3 separate regions of the Mus musculus genome follow, and regions 2 and 3 are each linked to region 1. A link is a loop called in an ENCODE intact Hi-C map of the cell type or tissue named here. Cell type or tissue: heart. All regions are shown on one strand.

The links. Peaks named below come from ENCODE experiments on the same cell type or tissue, not always from the same donor. Only the 100,000 strongest peaks of a DNase experiment are listed, where the experiment ranks them.
Region 2: it touches region 1 in a loop (2.5-fold over the local background); 8 of 42 quality-filtered maps call a loop at or near these places.
Region 3: it touches region 1 in a loop (2.5-fold over the local background); 4 of 42 quality-filtered maps call a loop at or near these places.

The regions. Positions count from the first base shown.
Region 1 is chr4:149,139,787-149,147,786 of GRCm38, reverse strand. It overlaps the pseudogene Rpsa-ps12. Among named protein-coding and RNA genes, the nearest start is that of Cenps, 6.2 kb to the right of the region's middle. In heart, a CTCF peak has its summit at 3,193 (motif pointing left); a DNase peak (open chromatin) is centred at 3,186; H3K4me3 peaks cover 427 bases; H3K27ac peaks cover 799 bases.
Region 2 is chr4:149,441,571-149,449,570 of GRCm38, reverse strand. No RefSeq gene overlaps it. Among named protein-coding and RNA genes, the nearest start is that of Rbp7, 9.4 kb to the left of the region's middle. In heart, a CTCF peak has its summit at 4,117 (motif pointing right); DNase peaks (open chromatin) are centred at 3,470, 4,080 and 6,966; H3K4me3 peaks cover 1,533 bases; H3K27ac peaks cover 2,477 bases.
Region 3 is chr4:149,303,241-149,311,240 of GRCm38, reverse strand. Kif1b (kinesin family member 1B) reads left to right here and starts at 3,508. Exons shown (of 49, transcript NM_001290995.1): 1 at 3,508-3,812. In heart, CTCF peaks have their summits at 3,309 (motif pointing right) and 4,612; DNase peaks (open chromatin) are centred at 3,440 and 4,460; H3K4me3 peaks cover 3,001 bases; H3K27ac peaks cover 2,559 bases.

The DNA.
Region 1 (8,000 bases):
ACCTGCAATACAAGCCAGCGAAGAGAAGGAAGTGCGGTGGGGGATGGGGAGGGGCGGGTTTTCTGGTTTGTTAATTTTTTTTTTCAGTCTCTTTTTATGTAGGCCAGGCTAACTTAGAACTCTGGTTCACTCTGCCTCTGCTTCCCAAGCGAGCGCTGGGATGACAGGCTGACCACCTGAGATCAGGAAACTATTTTGTTTGTTTGACAGTAGCGTGTGGTCCAGATTGGCCTCAGATTCACAAATGGAGCTGAGGATGGCTTTGAGTTTATTTTTATCTTCCTGCCTGCACTTCCTGAGGTTAGGGTTAGAGATGTACAGCCATACCACATCTACAGTAACTCTTTGCTAGTTAGGAATCTCTAAATTAACTGCTGCCTGCGGGGCAATAGGGCGTGGGGGAAATAAAGGTCGTGGGAGAGATAACTCGAGTCCCACCAAAGCGGTGGGGTTCTGGACGGGCAGACTGCCTGGGGACCCCACGGAACCGTAGCGGGACGGGTGTCGGGCAGTGTTAGGCCACTGGACCCCACTGGGAGGCGGGGGAGGCACAGTCTGGCACCACTGACCACTGGGAGAGTCAGCTCTGGGGTCTCTGGGACTCACGGAGGCCAGAGACAACAGGTTCTCAGTCTCAGACACCCCAGACACCGCTGGATGTCGCGGAAGAGCTGAGAACAAAGTGAGGGTCCTGGGGGGGCAGCTCTGTCAGCCCCAGGACCGAAGGGAGAAGGGGCGGGGGTGGGGGGAGGCTCTGGGTGGTTTCTGGGCAGGCGAGAATCTGGCTCGCTCTAGCTCGGGCGGCTTGGGTTGGCTGGCGGCTGTGGCTAGAGCCCAGGGAGGCCTCCTGGAGGGAGGTTAGAGGCCTTTAGAGTGAAACTGCTCCATTGCTTTAGCCCAGTGGATCCTGATGAGAAGAGGCAGTCCATGGTTTCAAGGTGTTCATTGTAGAAAGGCAGAGAGAGAGAGAAGAGTAGACAAGTAGAGGCCGGCCATGGCCACGGAGAGAGGGGGAAGAGAGAGCAAGAGGGCTAAGGAGAAAGTAAGAGAAGCAAGAAAGGCAAGAGAGAGGAGGGGCCAAGAGGCTCCTTTTATAGTGGACTTGGCTACCTTGCTGTTGCCAGGTAACTGTGAGGGTGGAGTCAAGGCAGCCTACATGACTGATGGCCACAGAATTACGGAGCTGGGTTCTCCTGCCAGGAGCCCATGTCTGGGAACATGGCAAACGGGCCTTCTGTCCCTTGCAGATTAATCTGCGGGGTCTCTGGAGTTTGAACCTAGCTCCAGAAAACAGAACCAGAAAACAGGCCGCCTTTCGCAATCCCACAATTGCGCACTGCCGAAGAAGCCTGTTCGGCCAAGGCCGAGAGCATCGCAGCCTATGGGAATACACATAAATACTTAGGTTTTCCACATGTTTACTTAGTAAAACAACAGAGGTGGGTTTTCCCCAGAGCCTGTGGCCTCCTAGCCTAGGCTTGCTTGCTTGCTTATTTATTTATTTATTTATTTAAATGACAAGGTTTCACTGTGTAACTCCTGGGTTGTCTGGAACACAGTAGACCAGGTTGACCTTGAACTTACAGAGTTCTGGCAGCTTCTGCCTCCCAAGTGCTGGTATGAAAAGGTATGTGTGAGCCTGGGGAATCCAGTGCCCTGTTCTGACCTCCATGGCACAGAGTCAGAGGCAAACAGACAAGGCACACATATATGCAGGCAAAACCCCCATATATATAAAAGAAAATCTTTAACAAGCAAAGTTTGCCGGGCGTGGTGGCGCACGCCTTTAATCCCAGCACCCGGGAGGCAGAGGCAGGAGGATTTCTGAGTTCGAGGCCAGCCTGGTCTACAGAGTGAGTTCCAGGACAGCCAGGGCTACACAGAGAAACCCTGTCTCAAAAACACCCAAAAAAAAAAAAAAAAAAAAAAACCCAAAGTTTAAGATCACCCTGAGCTATATAGCCAGTTTGAGGTGCAGGAGACAACATTGTCTCAAAAAACCAACCAAGCCAAATAAAAACAAAAACAAAAACAGAGAGGGGGGAGGAGAGGGAGGAGAGGGAGAGAGAGAGAGAGAGAGAGAGAGAGAGAGAGAGAGAGAGAGAGAGAGGTGATAACTGGACAATCTCAGACCAGAAGTGCCTGTCAATAGCACACATTCTGCAATCTTCAGAAAATCCCACCGGCCAGCAAGGTAGCAGTGGTAAACCCTTTAATCCCAGCCCTGGGGAAGCAGAGGCAGGTGGATCCCCCAGTTTGGGTCTATCCTGGACCACAGAGTAACCCTGTTTCAGAAAAAGAAGGGAAGAAAGGAAAGAGAAAGAAAATACCACTTGCCAAACACACCTCTCCCAGAGAGGAAACTTGGATATGTGGCTGAGATGGGGAATGTGTGCCTCATCTGGGATTTCCTGAGGTCACATATGTAAGACAGTGTGTGTCAGGCCTAAGTGCTCCACATGTTGAGTGACTGGTTAGTCCTCTTGCTCTCTCTGAACTCAGCGGTCTCATCATCTCAGACTGTCAGATGGGTCAGAAGAGGTTAAGCTGTCCAACCAACATAGCAGGAGCCTGAATCCCGGCAATCTGATGCCAGGGGCCGGACAATGAGACGGCCCTCTCCTTATGTACAAACCAGATATTTGTACATAAATGCCTCTCAGTCGTTTGTCACAAGAAGTGTACACCTACTATGTGCTAGGTGCCATTTCCCCAGTGGTGAGAGAGACAAGCAGGAAATCCTGACTTGCTATTTGTTAATGGAGACTGCTTTTCAAATCCGTACTTTCCAGTTCAGTGTACGGGAAAACCAATTAAAAAAAAAAAAAGAGGTTTAATTGAGCTGATATTTGCGGTTTCCTGTTAATGCAGCTAAAAGGGGCTCAGGAAGTCTTTAGTGTCTTACGTGTGCTAAGGATGCTGGGAAGTGAGCAGAGGTTATGAAGGTGGACATAAGAGCTTGGCTCTTCAGGAGCAAATCTGGCCTCTACCCACTTGCAAGCAGTTTAATCCTGTGAAGAACTCTTTTGTCCCTGTAGCTATTTCTCCTTGTGAAGTGGGCCTCACATAGGCAGATGAGACAGAAAGCCAGCGCCTAGGATCATGAGGGAACAAAGCCAGCACTCTCTGCTAACTACAAATACCGGGCAGCCCCAACTTTGATCACAGTGGAACAATGGTGACACCTAGTGGCCATTCTGGGATCCTGGGCCATCAGTTGGAAAGTGGGCCAGCATCCTGCAATAAGCTGCTTCAGAGTTTTATACTCTCAATTTCCACAGGTCATCACAGTAATGTTCACTAGCCCTGGGAATTGACCGCTTCAACACGAGATAGCATGTAGGGGACACAGAGTGGGACTGGCTGAGAGGTGATAGTCACTGATTTTGTCTTTCTGAGACCATTTTGCTCAGGTAGCCAGAGCTGGCTTTGAGCTCACTATCTCCCTGCCTCAGCCTAAGGTGTTCACCACCATCCTGGCAATGTAGATGATTTTCATAGGGAGACGCTGCTGAGGTAATGGGGAGACTGGAGTGATTAAGCCCTCCGGAGGTGCCGGGTGGTGGTGGTGCACGCCTTTAATCCCAGCACTCGGGAGGCAGAGGCAGGCGAATTTCTGAGTTCGAGGCCAGCCTGGTCTACAGAGTGAGTTCCAGGACAGCCAGAGCTATACAGAGAAACCCTGTCTCGAAAAAACAAAACAAAACAAAACAAAACAAAACAAAAAAACAAAAAAAGAGAAGACCTCCAGAGGCTTAAAACATGGATGATCAAACTTAATGATCTGGGGTCCTGCTGCTGTGGAGAATGGAGTCTAGCTCTAGGTGGAGACAGACCCTTGTCTCCTCTCTTAGGGCTGACACAGTGGGACAGCTCAGGGACCTGCCAGGGGACACTCCTATGGAGGCAAGTTCACCTTAAGGCTTTTCCTGGCCGGGATTCCTGCTCCCTAGCGCCACTCTTACTGCTGCCAGGGTGTCCTGCCCTCTGTCCCCTTCTTGACTCCTCCCTCAGAATTGTTCTCTTCTCTTCTGTCTTCCTCTTTCTGGCGCTGGCAGAGCCTAACTCGGGTGTTTCAGGCTTCCCTGTTCTTTTAGAAAAGCTCTGTCTTTGTAGATGATAAACCAGCCTGCCTCCATCTTGGGCTTAAAAGACATTTTATAGTAAAGGCAACTGAGGTTCATTCCTGTTTACCATTTAATCTGTTTCTCAAGGAGTGCTCTATGCCCCACCTGAAACCTTAACTACAAATGGTTACTGTACTGTACTGCCTGTACCAAGAAATGGCAACCATAGCTTTGCTTTTAAAAGTTATTATAGGCTTTCTGCGCTACCCGGGGACGGGTCTATACGGCGTTGTTCTTGATTCCCATCGTAACTTAAAGGGAAACTTACACAATGTCCGGAGCCCTTGACGTCCTGCAGATGAAGGAGGAGGATGTCCTCAAATTCCTTGCTGCGGGAACCCACTTAGGTGGCACCAACCTTGACTTTCAGATGGAGCAGTACATCTACCAAAGGAAAAGTGACAATATCTACATCATAAACCTGAAGAGGACCTGGGAGAAGCTGTTGCTCGCAGCTCGAGCTAGCTATTGTTGCCATCAAGAACCCTGCTGACGTCAGCGTCATCTCCTCCAGGAACACAGGCCAGCGAGCTGTGCTGAAGTTTGCTGCTGCCACAGGAGCCACTCCGATTGCTGGCCGATTCACACCTGGGACCTTCACTAACCAGATCCAAGCAGCCTTCAGGGAGCCACGGCTTTTAGTGGTGACCGATCCCAGGGCTGACCACCAGCCACTCACAGAGGCCTCTTATGTCAACCTGCCCACCATTGCTCTGTGTAACACAGATTCTCCCCTGCACTACGTGGACATTGCCATTCCATGCAACAACAAGGGAGCTCACTCAGTGGTTCTGATGTGGTGGATGCTGGCCAGGGAAGTACTCCGCATGCGAGGTACTATCTCCCGTGAGCACCCCTGGGAGATCATGCCTGATCTTTACTTCCACAGAGACCCAGAGGAGATTGAGAAGGAGGAGCAGGCTGCTGCTGAGAAGGCTGTGACCAAGGAGGAATTCCAGGGTGAGTGGACAGCACTAGCTCCTGAGTTCACTGCTGCTCAGCCTGAGGTGGCCGACTGGTCTGAGGGTGTGCAGGTTCCCTCTGTGCCCATCCAACAGTTCCCCACGGAAGACTGGAGTGCACAGCCAGCCACTGAGGATTGGTCAGCAGCTCCCACAGCGCAGGCCACTGAGTGGGTTGGAGCCACCACTGAGTGGTCCTGAGCGGCTGTGCAGGTGCCTGAGCAAAGGGAAAAAAGATGGAAGGAAAATAAAGTTGCTAAAAGCTGAAAGAAAAAAAAAGTTATTATAGGGCTGGAGAGATGGCTCAATGGTTAAGAGCAGTGACTACATTTCTAAGAGGTCCTGAGTTCAATTCCCAGCAACTACGTGGTAGCTTACAACCGTTTGTAATGGGATTCGATGCCCTCTTCTGGTGTGTCTGAAAACAGCTACAGTGTAGTCATATAAATGAAATAAATCTTTAAAAAAAAACGCACAGAAAGAAGGGAGGGAGGGAGGAAGGAAGGAAGGAAGAAAGGAAGGAAGAAGAGGTTCTAAGTGGAAGCTTGATTTTTCTGATATCTTTTAACTTTTCTGGCAGGACTCAGGACAGGACCCCCAAGACTTCTCTCCTGCCTTTCTTCTCCCCACCCCCCCTCTTTCTCTCTATCAAACAGCCTCACTATATAGACCACACTGGCCTTAAACTCAGAAAGATCCATTTGCCTCTGCCTACCAAGTGTGGGATTCCACTCCTGACTTTTGTTTGTTTGTTTGTTTGTTTTGTTTTGTTTTGTTTTGTTTTGTTTTGTGTTGAGACAGGGTTTCTCTGTGTAGCCCTGGCTGTCCTGGAACTCACTTTGTAGACCAGGCTGGCCTCGAACTCAGAAATCCGCCTGCCTCTGCCTCCCAAGTGCTGAGATTAAAGGCATGTGACACCACCGCCCGGCTTCTGACTTTGCCTTTTAATTCTTTAATTGGTGGAAAAAATGAACTCCTTCTGCATCCCCAGATGGCCCCACTGTTGCCTTTGTACACGGACACTACCTTTGATCCTGCCCGTGCTCCTGATGTTTATGGCGTCTGTGTGGCAGATGGATGGGCTGTGTGTCATCCTACTCAAACCTGCCTTCAGTAATCTCAGCTGGACCTTGAAGTAGATGACGCTGGGGATCTGAAAGAGTAGATTCTCTCAGCCACGGTTGGGTGTTGAGTGTCTCAATGGTGAAGGTGATGCTAAGGACACAGGGGAGACTGTGTTTGTTTACACTGGGACTAGCACAAAAATTGAGAGCAATTTTCCAAGCATTGACTACTCGAAGCAGCAAAGGATTCCTTGGCTCATAGAACTGAGATTTGAGTAAATGAGGGCCTGAGAGAGTGGGGTTGGGAAGGAGGGAAACAACTGGAGGGAGGGAGGGAGGGAGGGAGGGAGGGAGGGAGGGAAGGGAGGAAGGGAGGGAGGGAGAGAGGGAGAGGTGGAGGGAGGAAGAGCCACATTGGGTTGTTTCCACCCTCACAGGCTGGGGATCAAAGCTGGGGCCTCTGAACACTGCAGCAATGTTGGGAACTAAAAAAGGGGGCCCGGGGAAGAGGGGGAAGGGAAAGAGACCCACACTCCGCCAGTTTTACCTATCCTCTGGTCTGTCAGGCATGGGAGGGCTGCTACTACCTTCTACTCATCCCTAGGTGGACATTCCTCTGTCCCACTCTTCAGGGGGTGGCCAGGGGCAGCCCTACCTGGGCACCCTGAAGCTGCTTTGCTAAAGCCACCAGGGTTATAGGAGAGAGGGAAGAGGTTCCCAATGCGAGAGTGCGCGCAGCCTTGATGAGCAGAGACTGTCTATGGTTTAAGAGCTTTATTATAGAGATGCAGGGAAAGAGAAAGAGAGAAAGAGAGAGAGAGAGAGAGAGAGAGAAGGCTAGAGAGAAAAAGAGTAAGAGGGAGAGAGGCGAGAAGACAAAGAAGGGAGAGAGAGGGTGAGAGTAAGGGGTAAGAGGGAGACAAGTAAGAGTGTAAGAGAGTAAGAGAGAGAGAGAGGTGGGGCTAAACAGCCCTTTTTATGGTCTTTACTGTTGCTAGGTAACTGTGGAGGAGTTAACAGTTCTTCTGTAAATTGACCCACAGCCCAGCTCTGCTCTGTCCTTTACTTTTTTTCTTGGTTTGTTTTGTTTGTTTGTTTGGTTGTTTTGTTTTGTTTTGTTGGTTTTTCGAGACAGGGTTTCTCTGTGTAGCCCTGGCTGTCCTGGAACTCACTCTGTAGACCAGGCTGGCCTCGAACTCAGAAATCTGCCTGCCTCTGCCTCCTGAGTGCTGAGATTAAAGGCGTGCGCCACCAGCTGGCTTCTATATTTTACTTTTTAAAGACTGATTTTGTTGAGGTGCATGAGTGACCCCAGAGAGCACACAAACACTGATCTCAGTCATACAGGGATAGTTTATTGAGTGCATACCTAATATTGATGATCAGGGTTGTAGCTGAGGCTATGGCCCTGGGCATCTTTCTCTGTCCACTTATAAATGGGGGGGGGGCACAAGAACCACAGTGAGTTCATACACAGGTGCAGGAAGTGCTGCCCGACGATCAGCTCTGACTCAAGAAGTTTTAGGCATAACAGTTCATATTGACCTTTAATTTGATGGGTCCTACGTAATTAATTTGTTGTAGTGGTAGAATGTTATCCTGCTCTAAACTCCCCAGCACATGGGCTTCTCAGTACTGCCTAATGTTGTGGATTCTTGAATGAAAGACACACCCACATAGCCTTGTTTTTAATATGTCCTAAGCAGCTCAATGGCTGGGCCACTCCCAAACTTCCACATTGTTAACGCCTCCCCTCCAATACTACTGAATTATCACTTTCTAAAATCCATCATCGCTACCCCAGACCCAATGGGGTAGGAGCCCCTGGGGTTGCTCTCCCCTGGCTC
Region 2 (8,000 bases), 300 kb before region 1:
CTGGAGAGATGGCTCAGAGGTTAACAGCACTGGCTGCTTTCCCAGAGGTCCTGAGTTCAATTCCCAGCAACCATGTGGTGGCTCACAAGGATCTATAATAGGATCTATAATAGGATCTATAAGAGGTCCCCTCTTCTGAACTACAGACATACATGCAGGCAGAACGCTGTATACATTATAGATAGATAGATAGATAGATAGATAGATAGATAGATAGATAGATACCTATATCTCTATATCTATCTATCTATCTATCTATCTATCTATCTATCTATCTATCTATCTATCTATCTATCTATAGTATTTGAGACAGGTTCTTACTGTGTAACCCTGGCTCACCTGGAACTCATTATGTAGACCAGGTTAACTTTGAACCCACAGACATTGCCCTGTCTCTGCCTCCTGAATGCAGGGATTAAAGGCCTGGGGCACAACCAATTATTTTAAGGAGTGTTCAAGAGCCGGTTCCGTGTGCAGAGTACACACTGGGAAACAGGATGTAATTCCTGCCTCCAAGGCTAGTGAGAAGGGTTTCAAAAATAGCTTCTGAAGGTGGACAGGTGGTGGCACTGGCCAGGTGTGAGGCTGTAGAGGTGGCCTTGATACCCATGCCAACAGGAAGCACTTTAGCTGGAAGGCCAGGAGGTCTTGTTGTTGTTGTTGTTGTTGTTTTGTTTTGTTTTGTTTTGTTTGAGACAGGGTTTCTCTGTGTAACCTGGCTGTCCTGGAACTCTGTAGACCAGGCTGGCCTCGAACTCAGAAATCCGCCTGCCTCTGCCTCCCGAGTGCTGGGATTAAAGGCGTGTGCCACCACGCCTGGCTGAAAAGGCAAATTTTAAGGGATAAAAGAAGAGGCTTTTCATATGCCGCTTACATACATAGACATACGGGCAGGCAAAATTTCCAAACACATAGATAAAAATCCGGGGGGCTGGTGAGATGGCTCAGTGCACCCGACTGCTCTTCCGAAGGTCCGGAGTTCAAATACCAGCAACCACATGGTGGCTCACAACCATCCCTAATGTGATCTGACTCCCTCTTCTGGAGAGTCTGAAGACAGCTACAGTGTACTTACATATAATAAATAAATATTAAAAAAAAAATCCGGGGCCAGCAAGATTGCAGTGGGTAAAAGCCCCTGCCCTCCTCTGACAGTATGAATTCAGTCCTTATTTGGTGAAGGAGAGAACTGATTCCTCACAAGCTGTTCTCTAATGTCCACATGAGCATTATGGCATGCATATGTGCACGCATGCACGCACGCACACACTGGTCAGACCTGTCCCCAGTGCTTCTTTAAGAGGAAGGTCAGTGGGGGGGGTGGGTATGGGGGACCTTTGGGATAGCATTGAAAATGTAAACGAGGAAAATACCTAATTAAAAAAAAAAGAGGAAGGTCAGACCTTCCTCATTTTTTTCTTTTTAAATATGTATTTTTATTATTAACATTCTTAAGCATTGCCGCTGTTTTGTTTGTTTGTTTGGTTGGTTTTTTTTTTTTTTTTTTTTTTTGGTTTTCAGAGACAGGGTTTCTCTGTCTAGCCCTGGCTGTCCTGGAACTCACTCTGTAGACCAGGCTGGCCTTGAACTCAGAAATCTGCCTGCCTCTGCCTCCCAAGTGCTGGGATCAAAGGCGTGCGCCACCACTGCCCGGCTCTGCTGTTTTAATTAGAACTTTACAACCTTTGTATTCAGACCAACACATACACTGTTGTTGTACCTATGTGCTAATAGATGAACATCAACACTTGAGAACTTCACATGGATCTTTTTTCTCTATAATTTATTTGCTCAATTTATAAAATGCTTTACTATACATTCAACGTATAAAATGATTGGTTACATAATGTCTTTTCTTTTTTTTTTTTTTTTTTTCCATTTTTTATTAGGTATTTAACTCATTTACATTTCCCATAATGTCTTTTCTAAAACATGTCACCACTTGCCTATCTTTCTTCTTTACAACTCTCGCCTTCCCATTCAGATACTGGGATCCTTTTTCTCTTCTCAAATTATTTTTCTTCTGCTTGATTTTATTTGTTTTATTTAGTTTTAAACCATGTAGATTAGTTGTTGCTTTTTAATTAGCACACAGACTAAAGAAATTCAGTATCCCCTTTTCTTTTGTTTTACTTTATTTTTTTATTAGATATTTTCTTTATTTACATTTCAAATGCTATCCCGAAAGTTACCTATACCCTGCCCCTGCCCTGCTCCCCTACCCATTCACTCCTACTTCTTGGCCCTGGTATTCCCCTGTACTGGGGCATATAAAGTTTGCAATACCAAGGGGCCTCTCTTCCCAATGATGGCCAACTAGGCCATCTTCTGCTACATATGCAGCTAGAGACACGAGCTCTGGGGGTACTGGTTAGTTCATATTGTTGTTCCACCTATAGGGTTGCAGACCCCTTCAGCTCCTTGGGTACTTTCTCTAGCTTCTCCTTTCTCTAGCTCCTCCATTGAGGGCCCTGTTGTTCCTTCCTATAGATGACTGTGAGTATCCATTTCTGTATTTGCCAGGCACTGGCATAGCCTCACAAGAGACAGCTATATCAGGTTCCTTTCAACAAAATCTTGCTGGCATATGCAATAGTGTCTGGGTTTGGTGACTGATTATGGAATGGACTCCCGGGGTGGGGTAGTCTCTGGATGGTCTATCCTTTCGTCTTAGCTCCAAACTTTGTCTCTGTAACTCCTTCCATAGGTGTTTTGTTCCCTATTCTAAGGAGGAATGAAGTATCCACACTTTGGTCTTCATTCTTCTTGATTTTCTTGTGTTTTGCAAATTGTATCTGGGGTATTCTAAGTTTCTGGGGTAATATCCACTTATCAGTGAGTGCACAGTAAGGAAGGTCACACTAAGAATGTATGTAGGTTGGGTATCAATTTAACAGGAGCTAGACTAGCCCAAGACAAGCTCTGGGCATGCCTCTGAGGGATTATCTAGATTTAGTTAATTGAGGAGAGGAGACCAGAGGGCCCTTAACTGGGAGACACCATTGCCTGGACTGAACAAAAGGTCCTTAAGTCCCTGCTGGGAGACTCCAGGCTTTGAAGGGCTGTAACCTGGGACTGTGAGTCAGCATGAAGCCTTCCTCCTTTACCTTGCTATCCTCAGGGTATTTTTCCACAACAGTAAAAGGAATCTAGGCCTTAGGGAATCTGCGTGATCAGAGAGGAGGTAGAACTGTTGGTGGGGGAGACTCTTGGAGATGCAGATAAGAAGGTCCAGGTAGAAAGCCCTAGGGCAAGTCCCCTTAACACTTAAGAACTCCGTCTGGAGCAGAAACAACCATTTTAGATGAAGAATCCGCAGTTCAAGATAACTAGAGAGAAAGGCAAGCAGGATGCAAGGTGAGGACTGTGGTAAGATGACCTATTCGGCCTCCAGCAGCTGAAGGAGGAGGAAGCCCACTGGGAGAGAGCAATGTGTTGGAAGCCGGAAGTGAGGCTGCAGCTCCGCGAAGGGGCGGGGCTGCTCAGCCATGGAATAAATAGATCGAGGGATGGCGGGGAGCCAAGCGTGGTTTTCAAGCGTGGGACCACCCAGATGTGGGGACAGCATTCTGAATCCCGGTTGAAATCACAGCATCAGGAGTCTAAACACAATTAACATTCCTTGCCAGGTGGCCAACATAGAAACAGTGTAACCCTTAGGCTTTAAGCCCAATTCATTGATATTTTAACATTTTTTTGTGGAAAAAAAATATATATAACCTTATGTTGGCCACCTTCACAGCAAATGCTAATTGTGCTGCGGCTCTAGAAGATGAGGTTTCAACTAGGGACTCCTTTTATCTCCCACATCAGGATGGTTTTTCTTTCTATCCTGCCTCAGTGGACTCAGTAAAGATTTAGGGGAACATCAGACAAACTAGGATTCAAGAGTCTGAGGCCTAAGCCCCACAGTTTATGCCGGAAATAACCGAACACTTTGAGGAGCCAAAGGAAGGACTTCCGTGGAGGCAATGACGTGACAGCTGCACCAGGCGCGCTGGATGCAACTTCCCTCCCATGGCTCCCGCTGCTTCTCTGCAGGCTGGCGCCAGCTGGCGGGCCTGACGGGGCGCAGACTGGAACGAATGGCCACTTTGAGTTTCAACTCGAAGCGTCCACCAGGGGGAGGCTGCAGGACCTCGCTGTGCAGAGCTGAGAAGGGCTGCCACGTGTCGGATGAGGACTGCGGAGAGCCGCGGGGCGCGGAGGAGGCTCGGTCCTTCCCCAAAGCACAGGCTGAGCTGTCTGTGCAAAGGTGTAATGACACGGAGAAAGGGCGGATTTTAAGGGATAAAAGAAGAGGCTTTTCGCGACGCCGCTTCAGCAAGTTATCTGAACCGAGCCAGCTTTCCTGGGAGGATCAAGAATTCCAGCTCCTCAGCCTGGACTCGAGGGGAGCAGGAGAGCTGTGGAGCCGGAGAACAATGGGAAGTCTGTGGTTAGGGAGGTGACCTGCAGTTCTACACGGGGACACCCGAGAGGAAGCCGAGAAGACGCTTGGTCCTTGGTTTTAATTAATTTTTACTTATTCCTACCCAGTAGGAATAGAGAAAATCTTGCCTTAAAAAAAAAAAACTAAATAAAAGCAAGCAAACAAAAACAATGTTTAAAAATTAGCCTTAGTACACACACACACACATATATATACACACACATACACAAATCCTTTCTGGGATTAAGGGGGGTTGGAGACAAGGTCTCACTTTGTGGCTGTGGCCTGGAACTCAATATGTAGACCAGGCTGACCTCTCCTGTAACTCATAGAGATCCACTGGCCTCTGCCTCCCTACTGCTGGTATTAAATATATGGGCCACCACACCCAGCTTTTTTTTTTTCTCTTTTAGTTGTGGTAAAAATACATATATCAGGGTCAGGGAGATGACACAGCACACAAAGGCACCTGTCACTAAGCCTTGTGTTTGTGATATCTGGAATCCATGTGATAGGAGGAGAGAACAGAGTCCTGTAAAGAGGACCCAAAGGTCATCTCTGATCTCCACACCTGTGTTAACACGTGCACACAAATAATAAATAAATAAGTGCAAATGAAATACACATAGGGTGGCATAAAGCCTTAGAGATGTATTGCCAAAGTGGAAATGTGCTGTCTCCATGGGAGCACACTTGGCTAGCATGCAGAGACCCTGGGTTCAGGTGAGCAGTGAAGACAGCAAAAAAAAAAAAAAAAAAAAAAAACCCACATAAAATCGACCATGTTGGACACTTTGAACAATCCAAATGGGGAACATTAAGAAAATTCATAATGTTGGGTGTAGTGGCGCATGCCTTTAGTCCCAGCACTCGGGAGGCAGAGATAGGTGGATTTCTGTGAGTTTGAGGCCAACCTGGTCTATAGAGAGAGTTCCAGGACAGCCAGGACTACACAGAGAGACACTGTCCCCAAATAAGGAAATAAATAAATAAGAACATTTATACTGCCAGGTATGGAGAGACTTATGTAAAACCCAACATAGTGAGCCAGGAAGTACAGGACTCAAGGTCTATGCAAGGAACTCAAGGTCAGTCTAGGTTACACAAGACCTGTCTCAAGAGTGCACCAAACCAGGGCTGGTGAGATGGCTCAGTGGGTAAGAGCACCAGACTGCTCTTCTGAAGGTCCGGAGTTCAAATCCCAGCAACCACATGGTGGCTCACAATGAGATCTTCTGGAGTGTCTGAAGACAGCTACAGTGTACTTACATATAATAAATAAATCTTTAAGAAAGAGTGCACCAAACCAAAACAAAGGATCTTGTTCCCACTGCTATGCCACCACTACTACCTGAAGAGTGCTCTCTCCCTGGGATTACAGGCATGCACCACCACTACCTGGCCACACCCAGCTTTTATGTGAGTGCTTGGGATTTGAACTCTGGTCCTCATGCTTTCACTGAGGCCTCTCTCTCCAGTCCCAGTATCTGGCTTATTTCGCATACTATTAATATAATATTCTGACAAGTAAGTCAGAATTCCCTCTCTTTTTAAGACTGAATTACATAAAGATTTTGTTTTTATTAATGAGTATATGAATATGTCAGTGTATGCCACATGTATATGCCACATGTGTGCAGGTGTTCAAGAAGACCTCCTGGAGCTGGAGTTACAGGTGGTTGTGGACTGCCTAGCCTAGTGTGAGTGCTTGAAACTGAACCCTGGTCCTCTTGCAAAAGCAGTGCATGCTGTTATTATTGTTGTTGTTGATGCTATTAAGATTTATTTATTTATTTATTTATTTATTTATTTAATGTATGTGACTACATTATTGCTGTCCTCAGACACACCAGAAGAGAGCATTGGATCCCATTACAGATGGTTGTGAGCCATCATGTGATTCCTGGGAATTGAACCCAGGACCTTTGGAAGAGCAGTCAGTGCTTGTAACCACTGAGACATCTCTCTAGCCTTCTTTTATTGTTTTTTAAAGATTTATTATTTTAAATTCTGTGTACTTGGGGATGGTATTTGCATCAGGTACAGTGGCTGGCAGAGGCTGGAGGCACAAGATCCCTCTGGAGTTACAGGCTGTTGTAAGCTGCTGGCCATGTCCTATGGATGAACTAGTGTGTGCTCCTAACTGCAACGCCATCTCTCCTCCAGCTCCTAAGGCTGAATTACTAGTCCTTGTGTTGCTAGACCACATTCAGTCTGTCCTTTCTTCCATTGCTTTCTGGTTCATTGTGTAAATAATGTTGCTATGAGCGAAAGTGTTAGAATGTAGCAACTGCAATCTAGCCCTTGGTTGACTGAAGCAGAAGGATGTCACAGTTCAAAACCAGCCTGGGCTATATAAGTGAGTTTCAGGCCAGCCTGAGCTACATATCAAGTTTCAGGCCAGCCTGGTGGAACACTATATGGCTCAAAGCCAAACAAAATAGTGAAGAAAAAAAAAAAAAACCTCACTGGAATTCCTACCTCAATCCCTTTGGCTGGGAAGTGGAATTCCTAGGTCGTGTGGTAATTCTGTGGAAGAACAGCCAAAATGCTCCACGCTGATGTTACCAGTGGACATTCTCACAGGGAGGCTTTCTTCCCGTCTTGACCAACAACTGTCAGTCTCTGGCTTTTGACAGTACCCATCCCTGTGAGTGAACTTAAAAATAAAAAATAAAAAAGAAGGTGGTAAAGTCTACATAGCATCAAATTGGCCATTTAAGGGCCTAGAAGCAGCTTGGTGGTGAGACACTGGTTTAGCATTTGTGAAGCCCTGGGTTTGGTGCCCAGAACTGAAAAAACAAAGTTAGCCTTTCATTTTTTTTATTTTGTAAAGATTAATTTATGTATATGTGTGGACATGGGGTGGTAGATGTGTGTGTGTGCATGTGTCCACAGAGGCCAGAAATGGTGTCAGGCACTCCTGAGGCTGGATATGACAGCAGCCGTGAGTCCCTTGATGTGGCTGTTGAGAACTGTACCTGGGTCTGCTGAAACAGCAGCAAGCACTCTTAAGTGCTAGGCTATCTCTACAGCCCCCAAAGTGACCTTTTCAACCAAAGAACACAGTTCAGCGCACTAAATACACTTGCAACGTTGTCAACCATAACTGCTGTCTAGCTCAATAACTTCTTTCTTGCATTAAAATTATTACTGGGCATAGTAGCTCACACTTTTAATCCCAGCACTTGGGAGGCAGAGGCAGGTGGATCTCTTTGAGTCTGAGAGCAACCTGGTCTAGATAATGAATTCCAGGGCAGCCAGAGCTTGCTTGCTTGCTAGCTTGCTTGCTTGCTTGCTTGCTTGCTTGCTTCCTTCCTTCCTTCCTTCCTTCCTTCCTTCCTCCCTCCTTCCTTCCCTTCTTCCCTCCCTCCCTCCCCTGCCACCTTTCTTTTTTTCTCTGTGTAGCCCTAGCTGTCCTGAAACTCCCTCTCTAGACCAGGCTAGCCTCAATCCTGCCTCTGCCCTCAGAGTGCTGGGATTAAAGCATTAGAGGTATGGGCCACCATGACTGTTTTTGTTTGTTTTGTTTTGTTTTTGAGACAAAGTTTTACTGTGTAGCTCTAGC
Region 3 (8,000 bases), 160 kb before region 1:
TCACATTCTGTTGTAGTTGTTGCTTTTTGAGATGTAATCTTATATAGCTTATGTTGTCCTCAAACACAAGGCTGATCTTGAACTCCTGATTTTCCTCAGCCTCCAGAGTGAGTCTGCTCTGTCTCATCCTATCAATTATCCCAGCATCCCTCATTATCATTTATGGGCTAACACTGGCCCACTGACTCCTCATGTTGCTGCTGTCATATGTTATACTCCTACACCCATGTACGTATCCGGTTCTTCTGTTCCAGTTCCAGGTGTGTGTATGCTCGTGAAAACACAACAGAGCTCTAGTCTGTGTGCTGCTATGGAGACGCTAACTAGAGGCAAAGGGCGTTTGTCTCTCACATTCTTTGTACTGTAATTTCAGGGGTAGTCTCATCAGACCATGTTGAATTCACTCTCACAGTAACGTGTGATTTTAGAGAGGTTCTTTTACATAAAATCTGTTAGCAGAGAAACTTAATGACTGTGCTGGGTGACTTCATTTGTCAGAGGATCAAAAGCCTAGGTACGCATAGCAGGCTATGTGGCCTCGTGGTATAGAGCCGTCTTATCTGCCTCTGTTGATGGGTCTGGTTTTGCTACCCTGCTACCTCCACGAAGATTCTTTTTTAGATTGAGATCCATCGAGTGTCCAAACCATCTAGGGGTTAATAAACTCACAGCACTAAGCCTGGGTTTAAGTGGGTGTCTCCCATGACTCGATGGAGCTCTGCTTATTATGCTACCACACTTTCAGGTTCGTCTTGGCCTTCAGGATGCCGCGGCATGAGAGAGCCCCATGCTCAGAGGTAGCCTATTTCCCGGACTCTAGTTTTTTGATATTCTTCCTCATTTTCTGCATTCTGCTTCTTCAAGCAGAAATAGTCTGTTTTTGTTTGTTTAATTGGTTGTTTGGTTTTGTGGAATAGGGTGTCACCGTGTACCCCTGGCTAGCTTACTCCGTATGTAGCACAGGCTGGCTCCCAACTTGTGGCGATCCTCCTGACTCTGTCTCCTGAGTGCTGAGAATTTGGCATGCCCATCATTCCTGGCCCAAGCAGGCTTTTCTTCATAGCTTATTTGCTTAAAAAACTTTATGATGGGACTAGAGAGATGGCTCAGCAGTTAAAAACACTGACTGCTCTTCCAGAGGTTCTGAGTTCAATTCCCAGAAACCACATGGTGGCTCACAACCATCTGTAATGGGATCCGATGACCTCTTCTGGTATGTCCGAAGACAGCTACAGTGTACTCATATACACAAAATAGATAATTCTTTTGAAAAACTTTATGATGTATGAAGATATTAAAATTGTATATATTAATGAGGATGGCATACTGTTTGGACACATAAACACTGAATAATGTTTAAGTTGGGTTTAGCATATTTATATCCTTTAAACATTTTAGAAAGATTTATCTTTTCAATAAAAAACTTGTGTGTGTGTGTGTGTGTGTGTGTGTGTGTGTGTGAGTCTATCTATGTGTTGGCATGTGCACAGGAGTGCAGGTGTCCTTGGAGATGTCAGAGCCCCCTGGAGCTGGAGTTACAGGTGGTTGTGCTTTGCCCAAATGTGGGTACTGGGAGCTCTGGTCCTTTTCATAGCAAGAAGTACACTTCCCTGCAGACCCATCTCTCTAGCGCCTCCTTCTTTATAGCGAGACGGTTGAAGACCTTTCTCCTGGCTTTCTGAAACGTAAGTGTGTCCATGTCAGCAGCTCTTGCTCCTGTGCAAATCCATCAGCGCTTCTCTACCCCTGATGATTCAGCTCCTCTTCCTCTTTCCTTCCTCCTCCTCCTCTTCTTCCTCCTCCTCCATTTCAAGAACGGAAGTCAGGGCTTCCCACATGCTAAACAAGCGCACCCCACTTAGCCACACTTCCATGCCAACTTCTTGCTTTAGGTATTTTATTGATGTCTGTTAAACTTTATTGTTATGGTACAGTGGGGGTGTAAGGTGTGTCTGTGTCAGAAGATGACTGTGTTCATCAGGCACTCTCCATCCACCTGGACACGGGCTCTGGACACCGCACTGGGATCCTCAGCTCATCGGAAGCACTTTACCCACTAAGCCATCTAGGTTTGTTTAAGACAGGGTTTCTCTATGTAGCCCAGGCTGACCTTCCACTCAAATCGTTGCTCCTAATATTTTAAGCAATTCTATTCTGTGTGTGTTTCAGAATAAATGACATCAACTCCTTTTGTGGGAAGGTGGAGTGTACATTCTAAAGAAAATGAGAGCTGGGCTTAGTGGTACGGATCTTTAATCCCAGCAGTCAGGAAGCAGAGGTAGACAGATCTCTCTGTAGGTTTCAAGACAGCCTTGTCTGCTTGGTGAGTTTCAGGAGAGCCTGAGCTACCAAGACCCTCTGTCTTGAACAAACAAGAACAAACAAGTAAATAAACACAATGAGAAGTGTCCAATGAATGTGGAATAGTGGGAGTCTGGAACTTCAGTGGCATGGTGATTGCCCAGAGTCGTTAGTGTAGAAAGTTAATTCTCACGTTTTAGTGTGTAGGCCTTTCTCTACCCAGTAATTCTGTATTAAAGTCAGGGTTGAGAGAAAAAAAAAAATCTTACTTTCAATTTCTGCTAATAAATCCAAACCACATCCTCTAACCTTAAAATGCAGTGTGATTGGCAGGTTGTCATTGTGATATTTTACTAAGCACTGAATTGAGCTGCTTATGAACGTCTGTGGGGCTTTTCATTTGAGCTGAACCTAAATCTGATTTTTAAAAAACATGGCTCATAGAGCTTTTGTGTTCTTATGAGCCCTGGTAACCCCCTCTAGGGGCATCTCTCTCAGGCCGCTCAGTCCATTCACTGGGCGCGATACAAAGCGTTTTGTTCCTGTGCTCACACCAGCACGCCATCTCCCAAGGAGACGCTGAATGCCCACTAAGTCATGCTTTCCCATTACTCATTCCTCCTTTTCTCCCAAGGTGGCGTGTGGGAGGTGTTGTGCTGGGGTTCGACAAGAATAGGCTAGGAAGCTTTCTGCTGGATACACTCATGCCTGAGCGTGGTTCCGTTCCCACCGCGCCGGGCTCGGTGGCTTCACCGTTTGAGCTGTTTTTCTAAACGGACAATGACTCCACACTCGGCCGCTCCCACATAATCCCAGCTCTCCGGATGGCATCTGGACCGTCCAGTCCCGCCCGGTCACTGAGCCACTTTTTGTCCCCTTACGAAGCGGGTCATTCGGCTACACAGGCGCGGCTGCTACCCACTAACACCTTTCCGGGGGTCACCCGGGAGGGAACTCTGGACACCGGCTTCGCCCACCAGGCACGCCCGCACCCGCACCCGCATCGGCTCCCGTACCACCAGGGGGCGCTCGAGTGTCTCCGTCGCTCCGCCGGCACCTCCCGCCCCCTCTTCCAGCCACGCTTTACTATTGGTCATCTGTCTCAAGGTCTTCATCGCGATTGGTCACCTTCCGCGTCGGTCTCGGTTGCTGGGCGGGCCGAGGTGACGCTCGGCGCTCTAGCTCGGGGCGGTGTCCCGCGCCGGCGGCTTCGGGCGGAGTTTGGCGAGCAGCGTCGCGGTGTAGTCAGACGGCAGTGGTCCCGGGAGGCGACAGCTCGGATCCGGGCTTCTCTCTGTTCCTCCGCCGCATCCACAGCCGCGCCCCGGCCTCCCGCCAATCCTCGATGCAGAGCTGGGCGGCCGCGTGATGGGGCTGCGGAGCGGCGCCCTGCGGCTCGCGGCGGCCGCTGCCTGCGCTGAGGTGCGTCGGTGCCCGGCCTCCCGCGCCCCTGCGCGCCTCGGCGTCTTCTGACTCGGCCGGCTCGCCCGTCTGTCCGCAGCGCGGCTGAGGTGAGGAGGCTGAGGTGGGGCGGCCGAGGCGAGGTGGGCGGTGGTGCCGCGGCGCCGGTGTAGGGGGCCGCTCCCGCGGGAGGGACTCCCGGCCGGTGACGGGCCTGGAGGGGGCAAAGCGAGGAAGCGGCGCGGCCGGCCGGGGCTCTGGCTCCGCGGTGAGGAGCCTCGCCCTCCGTGGAGAGACCTGGCCGGCCGGCCGCGAGCGCCGGGCTTTGGTCCAGCGGCCTGCCGGTCCCCTGCAGTGCCCTGCACCAGCCCTCCGCTTCCCCTGGGCTGCCAGGCCCCGCTCTGTCCGCGGGCCAGCAGATCGGTCGCTGTCCCGCCGTATGTGCGCACATTGCAGCTCTGAGGAGCCAGCCGATCTCTCCCCCCTCATCTGCTCTCTCACCCCCTATTGTGGTTGGCATCAGGGTTCCAACCGGGAATGTGGCAATGCCCCTGAGCCCGATGAAGGTAGGAAAGGGCATCCGACAGAGCGGAGGGCGCAAGGGCTGGACGGAGGAAGCGATGCAGAGGGAGGGGGCTTGTTGGATGCTGGCCAGATGGGAGGAAGGCTGGTGTGGGCTCGACGTTCAGCCGACCAGGATCACTCTGGCAGCCATATTGGGAGGATGATCTGACAAATCCTTTAGGAGCCAAGTCCGGTTGCTGGTAGGCACCGAGTGACAGCCCTGGCAGCTTTCAGGGTGACTGGCCGCACCAGAAGCCAAGTTGTGGGGGTTGGGAGGCCACTCAGAGCAAGCTAGTCATTGTTCATGCAACGCAAACCCTCACCGACTGGAAATGCAAAATTGAGCTCCCAAATCACTTTTTCTCTTTGGTGAATTGCTATATGAGCCTTCAGGGTAAACTGGCTTGAAGATTCCATTCTTGTTGGGGTGAAATTCTGTGTTTCTGTCCTTATCATCGCAATCCACCGCTGCTTTGGCCCTCGAAGGCCTGTTGATGTTTAAGGCCACTTTACCATATTGGAGGCTCTTGGCGTATTGCATGGCGTGCATAGATTTGCATAGTATCTCTTCGTGCAGAGATTAGGGAAAGTGGAATAAACTGGTAGCAGAGAAGACTTGCAGCAGTATCTCGGAGGATGCAGGTTGTCATCTTTGTGGAATCTGGAGGTAGCCTAATTTAGATTGTCAACAGATCTCTTGCTTATGTAGCTCTCTCTGGTCCAAGCAGCTGTTCTGCCAACACTAAGCATGCTGCTTTGTGTCATGATGTGCCTGTCTCAACCCAGAGAAAAGTGGTGTTCAGCTTTGAATAACTGTTTAAAAGTGATATTATAGTGGATATTGGACTTAAAGGTTGGCATTTTGTGGATTCGGCTTAGTCATAACCAAATTTTAGCTTGCGTTCTCATTTGAGAAGCGTGGTAGTTGATATTGATTATGAAGTAATTGAAGTTGTTAATGTTCTATTTGAGGAGAGACTTTGAAGATTACTCATCTTGATGTTTTAAAGTAGATTTAGAAATGATCAATAACTGGCTTCAGAGAGAGCCTGTAAATGTGTTTTCCTAGACTTTGATCCTGCACAGGATCTGGAGAGATGGTGTGACTCCTGCCTTCTTTATGCCCTTTAATTTAAACTTCATTTATTATATATATTTGTTTTTGGGAGGGAGTTGGAGCGCTAGCTCGGGTCTTAGACATGTTAGACAAGCTGTCTACTAATGAGCTAGACTCCCACGATCCATGCTCCCTTTTTTAAATGCGTAAGTTCTTTTTTCCCCCTATTTTAATTATCTGTCTACTTAAGAATAACTACAAAAACAAATTCCAATGTTTTTCTATTTCTAAGAAAAATCAGCACACTATTTTTTTTTTTTTTATAATTTTTACCGTTAGGCAATCTCAGTGAACTTTCAACAGACACTAATTTTGTTTTTTTTTTTAATTTGTTTATTTTATGTGTATGAGTGTTTTGCTTGCATGTATATGTATATGCACTGTGTGCTTGTGTGGTGCCCTCCAAGGAGAGATGAGGGTTGGATCCTCTGGACTTGGAGTGACAGGTGATTGTGAGCCACTCTGTGGGTGCTGGGAGCTGAACCAGGGTCCCCCTCAGGAGCAAACAGTGCTCTTAACTGCTAAGCTGTTTCTCAAGACTAAAGTTAGTGGTGTTGGCAGTACATTAATTAATATTAAAAAAATACAGAATGTTTGTTTATGATTCCATATCAAAATAAGGAGTAGCTTTAAGTACATGTAAAGAACTGAGATTAAATATAATTTAAGCTTTTGAAAAAAATTAGTCCTGCTGGGCAGTGGTGGCACACGCCTTTAATCCTAACACTTGGGAGGCAGCGGCAGGCAGATTTCTGAATTTGAGGCCAGCCTGGTCAACAGAGTGAGTTCCAGGATAGCCAGGGCTATACAGAGAAACCCTGTCTCAAACAACAACAACAACAACAACAAATTAGTCCTGATTATAAATCTGAAATGGAGGAAAGATTTCTTGACTCTGCATAGGTCTTTGCTGTTGAATATATTTCTAGAATTTATCCGATTAAATACAGATTTCTTGAGTTTGCATAGGTCTTCACTATTGAATATTTTTCTAGAATTTATCCAATTAAGTACAGTTTCTAAGGCATAGGTCAGACTTTTCCATTTCAAAACCAGATATGAATGCACTTTCTTTTTTTCTACTAAATTAGTGCAGGGAATAAATTATTGCCCAAGAAAAGTCTGTCAACAGTTCCCAAGGCCAAAGCTTTCTAGCCTATTTTTTTTTCTGTTTTGGTCTTGTTCTGTGTACAAAATAAAGGTCAACAATGAACCCTTGCTGCCTTGTTTGTAAACCCCTTCCCAGGCTACTCACTGTAACAAGTCTTTCCCAAGAGTAAGCATATCCCTTCGGTCTTGTAAACTGATGTGATAGAATTCACAGTGCCCTGAAGTTAAAGGTGTATTGTTCCTGTTTCACAGTGTTCTCTTTGGAAGAGGCCTTGTGTGAACAGATAGTGGTAAACGTGTGAACTCCATAAGAGAGTGAATATGTATACTTCTAGAACCTTTATTTTGGTGCAGGGTAGAAGACATTAAACAGATGTGGCTGTGATAAGAAAGCTTGTAGAAGGGGTCTTGGACTGCCCAGAGGTTGTTTTGTTCTGTTTTGTTTTGTTTTTGTGAAGAGCTCAGTGATTGGTTTGTTCTCATAGTGGTTAGAGGTCAATCCAGCCCACAGAGAGACTCAGGTCTTCATCCCAAAATACTGTAAGGCCTACCATTTGTTCTTAGACTCCCTTCGCATTGCAGTTGCATATTCCCTTTACCTCTGATGCACTTAGTGCACTGCTGCTTGTGCTGTGGAAGCGTCTGTGATTTTCTCTTTCTCATGCTGTATAATATTAATGGTCTTATGATTGTTTATGGCTGCATACGAGGTGCAGGTTAAAAGACTAACATCTATGCGTGCGTTGGCAGCACATATACTAAAAGACGAAAACTATTTCTTAGATACAAAACCTTTTTTTGGTTGGCAGGGCTGAGGACTGGACTTGTTAGGCAAGTGCTCTACCCAATCCCCAGCCCCATAAAGCTTTTCCATTTTATTTTACAGTTTAAAATTTTCATGTTTACAACAGAGCTTGACATTGAGTTACATACTTCTGTCATTTTCTCCTTTGGTAACTTGGGCATCTTTTGGCTCAGTTTTCCCTCACATTCAAATTTTATTGTTATCTTTGTGTTGCTAGGCACTGGACCCTGGGCTTTGCATATGCTGAGCTAGGGAATGTGCTCTTGAGCGAGGGCTCTAGCCTCATACAGGTTTTTCACATCATCTCGGCAGATGTCAGTGACTATCTACGTAAACAGTAGCAGCGGCAATAACGAGGAGAAAAGCATTGTGCTCATATTAAGCAGTTTCTATATATCAGGAGGCTCTTCTGTAAGCACATTTATTAACCAAATTCATAGACAGCCATGCCAAGTACATACTGTTATAGCTCTTTCTCATGTGAAGAAACTGAAACCTGCTAAACTTCCCTACCATGACTAGAGCTGGGTTAGTGACCACTGTGCTGAACTTCTTTAAAAACTATCCTTCCCTTAAAATTCCTTCACTTCTCGAGCACTGGCTGGGTTCTTTTCTGGTTACTGTTGTGCCACATCTTCTAACATGTCATTGCCTTCAGATCTCGAATTTGCCTTCTGATCTTAAACCCTGGTAATTTAGAGT